2 separate regions of the Homo sapiens genome follow, and region 1 is linked to region 2. Evidence: chromatin loops called from intact Hi-C (ENCODE). Cell type or tissue: PC-9. All regions are shown on one strand. Each heading gives the region's core, and the rest is flanking DNA. Links, peaks and the distances in the headings are about the cores only.

What was found. Hi-C counts contacts between places; a loop is a spot of excess contacts. Peaks named below come from ENCODE experiments on the same cell type or tissue, not always from the same donor. Only the 100,000 strongest peaks of a DNase experiment are listed, where the experiment ranks them.
Region 1: it touches region 2 in a loop (6-fold over the local background); 22 of 110 quality-filtered maps call a loop at or near these places.

The regions. Positions count from the first base shown.
Region 1 is chr3:183,912,949-183,918,319 of GRCh38, forward strand. No RefSeq gene overlaps it. Among named protein-coding and RNA genes, the nearest start is that of MIR4448, 29 kb to the left of the region's middle. In PC-9, for the core only: no CTCF peak of the experiment used is centred there; DNase peaks (open chromatin) are centred at 483 and 2,883; H3K27ac peaks cover 4,874 bases.
Region 2 is chr3:184,003,280-184,008,650 of GRCh38, forward strand. The region is part of intron 2 of ABCC5 (ATP binding cassette subfamily C member 5); the gene reads right to left. ABCC5-AS1 (ABCC5 antisense RNA 1) reads left to right here and starts at 3,059. Exons shown (of 3, transcript NR_046570.1): 1 at 3,059-3,182. LOC124909468 (a long non-coding RNA gene) reads right to left here. Exons shown (of 2, transcript XR_007096191.1): 2 at 5,196-5,371. RefSeq lists a silencer at 3,738-3,787. In PC-9, for the core only: no CTCF peak of the experiment used is centred there; DNase peaks (open chromatin) are centred at 502, 1,402, 2,922 and 3,672; H3K4me3 peaks cover 1,195 bases; H3K27ac peaks cover 5,000 bases.

The DNA of each region.
Region 1 (5,371 bases), core at 201-5,200, 90 kb before region 2:
CCCTACCTGTTTGGAGAGGTTGTTAACAAGCGTCTGCAGTTCCCTCTGCTCAGAGCACCTCACCCCTGCATCTCCATCTCTAGAATTTCTACCTACCTTATCTCAGGTTGATGTGATGATAACAGTGCTTACCCCACAGGGCTGCTGGGGGATAAGCTGAGCTGGTGTGAAAGTGCTATGGATTGTGCTATGGAAGTGCTATTTGTACTATGCTTGTGCAGATAGTAATACTGCTGCAATTTCCACAAACCCCTGCCTTCTGTTTCCAACAAATCACGTTCCTCCCTCCTCAAAATACTGCTGAAGAGACTGCAGGCCTCTGAAAGCTTCACTAGCTACTCCGCCAATCTCTACTACCTCCAAACACACCAACCGTCTCCCACAGTGGCCCTTGCTTTGTTCTGGGCTGAGACTTGCCCTGTTATCACTGTGTTCGCCCCGCCTTGATTACACAGCATGAGCAGTTCAAGGGCAGGCGCCAGTTCTCAACTTTCTTTGGGTTTACAGGCGTGAGCCACCGCACCCGGCCTGTAGCTGTTTCTTAAAGTTTATCATCCCAAAAGGAGATTTGCCTGCTCAACATTTCCAAGTGTGTTGAACTTTGACAAACTTCCTACCCTCCCTCTGTGCCCAAGGGTGACAGCATGCTGGCAGCTAAGGCTGGGACACGGTACTGGGAACAGAGACTACCCAGCACAACGGGCCAGGGTGCGATCAGATTCCAGGGTGGCAGGTCACAGGAACACAGATTTGGAGCGGAGGCCCTGGGTGACCGGCCCCTCCTGCGCCCAGCCAAGGCCCTCCGTGTCTGATTGTGAGCTGCGGCCTCCTCAGTGAGCAGGTGGAGGTGGGCCACACGGTCCCCCTTACAGGAGTTCCCATGCAGAGTGGCTGACCCTGTGGCAGCCCCTGTCCAAGTTGCACCTTCCCCCTCAGTGATATCCTTATGATTCCAGCCATGCCTGCCCCCCAGACCACAGGCCTCTCTGTTTCCTTGTTTGACTTCTAGGCCAAGAATGGACAACACTCAGCCTCTGCTCCTCTAAGAACAACTCAGGCAGGTCGCAGTGGCTCACACCTGTAATCCCAACACTTTGGGAGGCTGAGGTGGGTGGATCACCCGAGATCAGGAGTTCGAGACCAGCCTGGCCAACATGGTGAAACCCCATCTCTACTGAAAACACAAAAATTAGCTAGGTGTGATGGGTGCCTGTAATCCCAGCTACTCGGGAGGCTGAGGCAGGAGAATCGCTTGAACCTGGTAGGCGGAGGTTGCAGTGAGCCGAGATCACACCACTGCACTCCAGCCTGGGTGACAGAGCGAGACTTCGTCTCAAAACAAAACAAAAACAATTCAACTAAGATGACAGATGACGCGGCTGCGCCCCTTCCCTATATGAGGTATTTCCACACCAAATTTCTAAATCTATCCCCTCTACAGCACGGTGAAGGCTATTATGTGAAGGCTTCATCCCCTCACAGATGAAGGCAAGGCTCAGCAGGTGTAGTGATTTGCTCAAGGAAGTGGGAGGGCGGCCACAATTCTACCCAGGCCTTCAGTCTCCAAATTCAGTGTTCTCTTTCCACAGCTGCCTCCCAGCTGTGACAGGCTGGCATTCTCACAAGGAAGGTTCCTATAGGCTAAGAGAACACACACACGAGGAAGCAGAGCTAGTCACACTTCCAAAGGTTCCGGCCTGGCCTCAGAGGCCTCCGTGTGGCTCAGGCTGCCCCCGGGCCTGGCGTGTGCTTCCCGCCTGAGGCTGCCCCAGGGCCTCAGAGCTGGTGTATTCTTTCTTCTCCTCCCTTGTCTGTCTGCAGACCCCATCCAGGGGAGAGCCCCTTCCATGGCCCTTGGAGAAACAGTGGTTAAGGAATGCTGGATCAACAGCTTTAGCCATGGGCCTGTGCCCAGGCAGGGGCCGTTTCCCATAGCAGACTGACCCTCACTGTAGATCCCGCAACACCCCCTCCTGTGGATAGATCTCAGAACAAAAGAACACCCCTTTCCCCTTCTAGAGCGACCCAAACCCAGTACCCACTCCACACTCAGTGCCTGGAAGTTGCTCCGCCCCACACCCCCACTCCAGCAAGGTAGGCCCACCCCCTACTTCTCCCTGACTAGGAAAGGGAGGAGATAAAAATAAGGAGCTACAGAGACCACTAGAGGTGGAAGGAATGAGAACTAGGCAGAAGAGACCCCCCTCCAGTTACCTCCATGCACCTGAACACAGAAGGAGAATTCCATTCCTTGCGGTTGTGTTTAACTTGTCCAATGTGTCCCAGTGCCCATGGGAGTGAATGGGAACAAATACAGGGGGCTTGCCTGCCTCTAGACATTATGTGAAGGCCCCAAAGGACAGGAGCTATTTCTGGGGAGGGCTGGGAGACCCAGGATCCTCTAACTGAAGGAGGGGCAGACTCAGGGACCACATCCAGGCAAGCCAGGGCACGGGCCAGCGCTAGAGGACATAGCCCTGCTTTGCATATTTTATTATCAATAGTTCCTTCTTTCACTCTTGGTGTGACTCTATGACCAGTGGTTCTGCACATCCCCAGGTTTCGTAGATGAAGAAAGGATGACGTGCTGCCTGACAGCTTGCAATGAACTCAGCATCTAGAATTTTGCAGAGTGTTCCAGTGGAGTTCCCACGGGGAGCTGCTTTCCTTCAAGCCCAGCTTTGAGTAAGGGGAGCGGGGCAGTGGGACTCGCCACTGCCATGCTGTGCTCCAGCCAGGATGATCTCAGGGCACAGGGAGAGGCTTCGTGTCCGAAGAGTGTGGCAAAGGGCAGCCAACATCCTCCCCCTCCCTGCCCCCAACACACACACCCACAATCGCACCCCATCAAGGGCAGTAGAATTAGCCATCCAACCAGAATGATGTCTTTATTGTTCCCAGGATATTCATCTTATCCGAGAATGATTCATGGCAGCTATTATTTAAAATATTAAAAATATTCAAGGCTGGGCACAGTGACTCATGCCTGTAATCCCAGCACTTTGGGAGGCCGAGGCAGGTGGATCACCTGAGGTCAGGAGTTCGAGACCAGCCTGGCCGACATGGCAAAATCCCATCTCTACTGAAAATAAAGAAATTAGCCAGGCGTGGTGGCACGGGCCTGTAATCCCAGCTACATGGGAGGCTGAGGCAGAATTGCTTGAACTCGGGAGGTGGAGGTTGCAGTGAGCTAAAATCGTGCCACTGCACTCCAGCCTGGGAGACAGAGCGAGACTCCATTTCAATAAATGAATAAATAAATAATATTCAAGACGGTCAAAAGGAAAGATCAAAATATTATGAAGGATGAGGGAAACAAGCTGAGATAAACATACAGGGCCCTGAGCTTCCTGTCGGCTAAAATAAGAAGGAGGAAACAATGTGTTCCAGAATCCTCACTGAGAAGCAGAGAATTTTCCCGAGATCAGATTCTGAAAGGGATTTCTTGTGTGGACACAACTGCCAACAGAGATTTTTTTTTTTTTTTTTTTTTTTTTTTTTGAGACAGAGTTTCACTCTTGTTGCCCAGGCTGGAGTGCAGTGGCACAATCAACTCACTGCAACCTCTATTTTCCGGTTTCAAGTGGTTCTCCTGCCTCAGCCTCCCAAGTAGCTGGGATTACAGGTGCCTGCCCCCACGCCTGGCTAATTTTTGTATTTTGTATTTTCAGTAGAGACAGGGTTTCACCATGTTGGCCAGGCTGGTCTCGAACTCCTGACCTCATGATCTGCCCACCTTGGCTTCCCAAAGTGCTGGGTTACAGGTGTGAGCCACCACGCCTGGCCTGCCAACAGAGATTTTATGGAAGATGAAGTAGCAGGTTTCTTCATGTGCCCATTTCCGAGAGTGACTCCAGGACTCGCCAAGGGTATTGAAACTGAAGGAGTGGTAGTCTTTCTCCAAGTACAACACGGCTCGGCTGGGGATTGAAGGGTAGAACCTGATCATACGTAGGCATGGCGGGATGGCATGTATGTTCCCAAGGTGTCACTTCTCTTAGCCAAACATTGTTTTGCTTATTATCTAAGTATGAATGCCAGCGATTATATCAAATGGTAGGTGGCTGGGATCCAGCCCCTGTATTTTGATCAGCTGTCAGGATCCCAGAGAAAATATACACAGAGGCTGCTCTAGCAAAACCTTTCTGTTGACGACTTCACGCCTTTGGCACTGAGAGGCAGCGTGGTGGGCTAGTCCGGAGAGTCTGGTGCCTGAAGACTCCTGTGGCTGGAGGAGTTGCCCAGGGCCCAGAAACTAGCAGCCCCAGGCCCACATCCTTATTACAATGGACCTTTAGATCTTACCACATCCTAGGAAAGGAAGGGAGATCGGAGATAGGGAATACCAAGGACAAGAGAGAAAGGGTGTCTCTGAATAACCCAGGGCAGGACTGGCCAGGTGCCATCCCTGGACTCCTAGGTCATGACCGAGAAACTCAGAGGAGGAGAAAGGGTGAGAAAAAGTGAGCAAGTTACTTAAAGTTTCTCTTCTCCTTTGGACTATAATCTCCCTGTGTCTTGTTTCTGGTCTCCTGTGCCCAGCAGAAGGTATGGGACCTAGTGACTGTTCAATAAATAGTTTTTGGGAAAAGAGCCCGAGGGGGCTGGAGTCCAGGTATTGGGAGGCTGAGGGAAGAGGCAGTTGGATCAGTAAGTCTGGAAGAAGTGGGGAGCTAAAGTTCCCGGAGGGCAGGCCACTCTCAGAGGCCCATGGGAATGACATCAGATGGAGACTCCCAGAGTGGGCCTCACGGCACCTTTTTTCTCACCAGTGGTCAGAATGGCCCCAGGACTGCAGCCCACCAGATTCTTTGTCAAGGACACAAAAAATGAGTCAGAGAAGTCTCCCCCAGCCCCTAGCCCCGTGAACCAACCATTCCAGGCAACGTCAGTATCTCTGCCCCAACAGGTGTGTGCCCACGGTCCTAACTGCCTGGTGCTGGCCTGTCCTAGCTGGGTATGGAGCTCCCCTTTGAGAACAGGGCTGTGCCAGGTCTGCGGGAGACCAAGTACTAGCTCTGATGGTTCTCACTTGGACAGCAGCCAGCTTAGTCCTCCTAAGCTGAGTCCACCTGAGCAGGTAGAAGGGAGTTTGCCTGAGCCAAGGAAGAATGCTGAATTCAGGCCACAGGCAGAAAGAAACAGGACACAGAAAAGATTCCAGGAAAAGAGGAAATCTGCTCCCAGTACACACCACCTCCCTAGTGGAAGCAAAGAGGAAGAGGCAGAGTTCTAGAGCCATGTCCCAAATGAGGTGAGCAGGATCCAGGTTTTTCAGGTCCTAGTTATGGACTCACACTAGTCATGGAGTTAGAGCTGGAAGAAATCTTAGAGGCAATCTGATCTAGCACATGCATTTGATGAAATTGAA
Region 2 (5,371 bases), core at 197-5,196:
AAGACCGGCTGACTTCAGGCCTTCCCGCCCTTCCTAATCTCCAACAAGTTAAAGAAACCTACCAAGCACGTTTCCTCTGCAATTCCCACCACATCCTTACTCCCCAGTGGGTTGTTATCACAACCCTGACCATCTTAAGCTCTTCCCTTAAGAACTTCCAAATAGTAGCCATTTCAGTCAAGAGGATCAGCAAAATTCTAGAACCCAACCTATATGGGGAAGAAGCAGAATACAAAAGAAAGAGCTATTATTCCAAGTCAGGGAAGCTGCTAAACTCAGTCCTATCACTCAACAGCTATACTACACTGAGAAAAGAATTAACTTGAGCATCAGCTCACTTATCTGTAGCTGTGCTATGTTACTCTCAAGCCGATGATCAGCTAGCAATACAATTCACAAACATATCTCCACCACCACAGTAAAACAGGTATTTGTCTGCAGTTGATAATCTAGCATTACTCCATAATCACCAGGAATTTGAGGGCTTTCAGTTGTTTCATAAGCTAAATTCCAAGGAACTTATTCAAAGTTCCTGTTATGTTGGGTCTAAGATTAACTTTGTTAATAGCATGGTAAGGTTTCAAAGGATTAAACTGAAAATGAATCACAGGGGTAAAACGGGATTTACAGGAAACACTTGGAGCCATTGAGTGAGGGGAGAGAACAGACTTTATTCCATGAGATCTAGAGATTCCCAGCACTGCCTACCTACTAGAATCACCAGAGGAGTTTTAAAACAATACCAATGTCTGGGTTCTATCCCAGAGACTGATTTAATTGGTCTGGAATAGGACCCCAACACTGGTATTTGTTGAACATTCTTCAAGTGATTTTAACATTCAGCCTGGCCTGAAAACCACTGATTTAGAGAGTTGTGAATATTGGTCTTTTGCATTTGACAAAATCCCTTCAACAAGATTTTCAGGCTTTAGCTAAAAAAAAAAAAAAAGGCCAGGTACAGTGGCTCACACCTATAATCCCAGCACTTTGGGAGGCCCAGGCAGGTGGATCACTTGAGGTCAGGACTCGAGACCAGCCTGGCCAACATGGTGAAATCCTGTCTCTACTAAAAATGCAAAAATTAGCCAGGCATGGTGGTGCACACCTGTAATCCCAGGTACTTGGGAGACTGAGGGCAGGAGAATTGCTTGAACCTAGAAGGCAGAGGTTGCAGTGAGCCAAGACCATGCCACTGCACTCCAGCCTGGGTGACAGAGACTCCGTCTCAAAAAAAAAAAAAAAAAAAAAGGCCAAAATATAATTTGTAAATGAAACTTCCTCCAGTGCCTAACACAATGTGTGTTAAATGCTTAGTACAAGGCTTTCTGGGTTCCATCATGTGACCACCATACTGCAGAGCAGACCAGAACTGCTGATCACCGTGAGAAGCAAACACAAAGGTCAGGGGCTGAGTGGTTTGGCTATTTTTCTACTGTGAGACACAACATTTAAGAAAACTAAGTGACTGCTCAATATCATACCTGCATAATACCAAAGAAAAGTAAACAGAAGGTTGTCAAGTTAACAGGATTCTTAAAAAAGCCAAACAATTATAAGCATTTATTGTAACCCATTCTGTGTAGTTTATCTCTAAAAGCCTGAGTGTGTCTATTTCCACCACATAAATATAGATTTCATAATAACATACAAATCCTTTTTAGCGAGATTTGCTTTTGAAAACATATCCTGAACCCTCAGGTCAGGTACAGCTGTCAGTGTCGTGGCGTCTCCTGGGTGGTTCCATGCTCTTTTCAGCAGCCCAGCACACTGGGCCAGAGACAGGCAACAGAGCCATCATGCTTCAAAGAGGAGCCAAGTGCTGTATTCTGAGCCACCGAATTCCAGAAAGAACATCCTTGGGAAGCTCACCCAGCCCCAGCATAGTCTGCCTAGTAAGTGTCTCTCCTGGGCCTCACCTACAGAGAGGTGAGGCTAAATGGGGACTGGGCAAGACGGCCTTTGAGGTTCCATCCATCTTTTAAAGTACACATGTCAGTCTTGCTTTCTACCTCCATGAGCAGGCTTTGGTAAGTGGAAGTTCTCATCTGATATCTAGTAACAATTGATTCTTTGAACAGCTAATTCATAAAATAATCTTAAATAGTTAAAACATATATAACATCTAATTATCTAAATAGGCTAACTCCTTAAAAGGGGGGCAGGGAGGAAAAGGATAAATTTAATTCTGCTCATTAGTGGACTTCAGTGCACCAAATTAACTTCACATTAGTCTGTGAGTTTAATAATGACAGGTTTAACCATTGCAAAGCCTTCTGGAGTCCCTGTTTCTTTGCGTTGACCTTTTTATTTTTGACTAAAAGAGAGGGAAAAACGGTAAGACATTAAAAAAAGCATGAACAGGGAGGGGGGAGGGATAGCATTAGGAGATATACCTAATGTAAATGACGAGTTAATGGGTGCAGCCCACCACCATGGCACACGTATACATATGTAACAAACCTGCACGTTGTGTACATGTACCCTAGAACTTAAAGTATAATAATAACTAAAAAAAAGAAAGCATTAACGGAAACCCACCTAACTGTGGAAACAATATTTCATTGAAAAAGTTTTCATTAACCATTTGTAACTTCCAAGTTATCTTAACCAAATAAAGATTTAGGTACTTAAAAAAAAAAAAAACAGGAAGCTAATTCCAACACTTTTCTTCCCCTTTGACAGAAAGTTCCTTTAACTCATGCCAACAGGCTATATTTATTTCCCTTAAGCAGCACTTCCTAGGAAAGCCGCGGCAGTCTTGCAGCAAACGGCATAAGAGAGCTGATGATCCCGGCAGCAGCCCAACCTCAAGAGCCCCAGCGAGCTGTCAATGCAGTTACCAAGCATGAGAGCCACCTGGGCTCCACACCAATCGCACACTGTTGTTACCTCAGCCGGAGATCTCTGGGCTGCTATTGGAGACCAACACCTGGCACCAGACCAGATACGGTGTCACACCCAGCAGCGCCTAAGAGACTACTGTGCCTCATAAAGCTTTATGGATGCCTACAGGGAGAGAAGAAAAAAAAAAAAAAAAAAAGGCAGGTATTCTTACTTATCTTAACCCTGTCCAGAAAATCTGCTGAGTCACCGAGTATCAATCAAGAGAAAAATAATGCAGAGCTGCAAAATGCTAATCTCCTTCCTCCTGCTCTCCTTCCTAACAGCAAGCCGACTCACAGGTAATACTCTTGACTTGGAAAACACAAGGGCATAGACAAATTCACACGTCCTTAGTCTGTAAAGAAAAGCTTTCAGGAGCAAACTCTAAAAGTACAATGTACTAGACAAAACTATTTTATGAAAACAATGGCTGTCTCTGGGTAGAGGAATTAAGGGTGGTTACTTTTTTTCTACAACTTTACACACTTTGTACATTTTCTATAATGAGCCCATATTTCTTTCCTAACAATACATCTTCGAATCATTTCTGGTAAGAGATTAGACCCACATCTTTGATCCCTAAGATACAACTTGAGCTCACCAAAATATTTCAAAGCATTAATTATGAAAACTCCAACCAAGATTAAAGGGTCAGCCTACCACAGAACTAAGGAAATACTAAGTAAGAGCCCTGGATTTTATGAATACTTGCTTTGTTACCTTTCCTAGACACAGGATATTCTAATTTGGTAGGAAGAAAATCCCACCAATGACACACTTTTGAGAGAAGGGGAAAAAATAACTAAAGTTCATGTGCCAGTAATAATGGTACATGAACTTTAGTTTACTTCTGCTTTTTTTTTTTTTTTTTTTTTTTTGAGACAGAGTCTTGCTGTTCCCCAGGCTGGAGTGCAGTGGTGCGATCTCGGCTCACTGCAAACTCTGGCTCCCGGGTTCAAGCGATTCTCCTGCCTCAGTCTCCCGAGTAGCTGGGACTACAGGTGCATGCCACCATGCCCAGCTAATTTTTTGTATTTTTAGTAGAGGCAGGGTTTCACCATGTTAGCCAGGATGGTCTCAATCTCCTGACCTTGTGATCTGCCCGCCTCGGCCTCCCAAAGTGCTGAGATTACAGGCGTGAGCCACCACGCCCGGCCCACTTCTGCTTATTTTTCCATTCTTCCTTCTTTCCCAGATTAGACATGCTAATGAAAAACAAGGCACCCTTACCTTTGCCTGAGAGCACTAAGAAAACAAACCACCACCACAATAAAATAAAGCTCATAAAAGCATCTGACAAGCTTTGTCTTGCTTTTGCTTAAATATTAATTTAAAGCAATTAAAATCCAAACTCCTTGGCTTATTATTCAAGAACACACATGCCCAGGCGCAGTGGCTCACACCTGTAATCCCAGCACTTTGAGAGGCTGAGGCGGAGGGATCACCTGAGGTCAGGAGTTCAAGACCAGCCTGGCTAACATGGTGAAACCCCATCTCTACTAAAAATACAAACAATTAGCTGGGTGTGGTTGCATGTGCCTGTAATCCCAGCTACTTGGGAGACTGAGAGAGGAGAATCGCTTGAACTTGGGAGGCGGAGGTTGCAGTGAGCCAAGATCGCACCACTGCCCTCTAGCCTGGGCTACAGAGTGAGACTCTACCTCAAAAACAAAAAACAAAAAACAAAAAAACCCCACACATAATGTGAAATTCACTGAGGTATTGCACTATAGCTAAGACTTCACACATTTGATGCTCAATACCAACAAGGACTAGGTATCCCTATCCCACAACTCTTTCTTTTGCCTGGCAAGTTCTTCATTTCTCCAAATTCTATCCATTCCTCAAGTTTCCAGCCAAATGATACCTCCTCCTAAAGAGTTCCCTGAGAGAGAAGCACTTTCTCCTTTTACTAATTCCCACAGCATCTAAATTACAGTCATCTATGTAGAGTACGTGTTGTGAGTTTAAGCTTCTATTGGTGGACAAGCAGGCCCAGCACCAATTTATCTTTATCTGCACCAGACCACTCGGTTCAGTGCTGTGCATGCATCTTGAAGAGTGTTCAAATATTTGCTAAATTTAAAAAAATGAATAAACACTGACTGCATCTTAAAAAAAAATCAGGGCTCGTGGAGTCATATGATCTACATGTGCATATATAAATAGGATTAAAAAAAGGAACCATGCCTGAATAATCATGCCTCAGGCAAAGGAACAGTGTTTAGGAGCAGCCTAGGTATAAAACTTCATGTTAGCTGAAGTAACGCCAGCCTAATGCCAGCCAAAGTTAGTACTCAGGCTCAAAGAACTAACAGCAACAGAAACCACCACTTTATTAACACTTCAGGATTAAAGGATGCCTGCTAAGCCTCAAATTGTGTGTGGCCACAAGCATTAACATTACAGTCCCGAAGAAAGTGGGTAGATGTGCGAATGCTTTATTTCAACCCTAATTATTTCTAAGCATACGTGAGAAATTATAAAT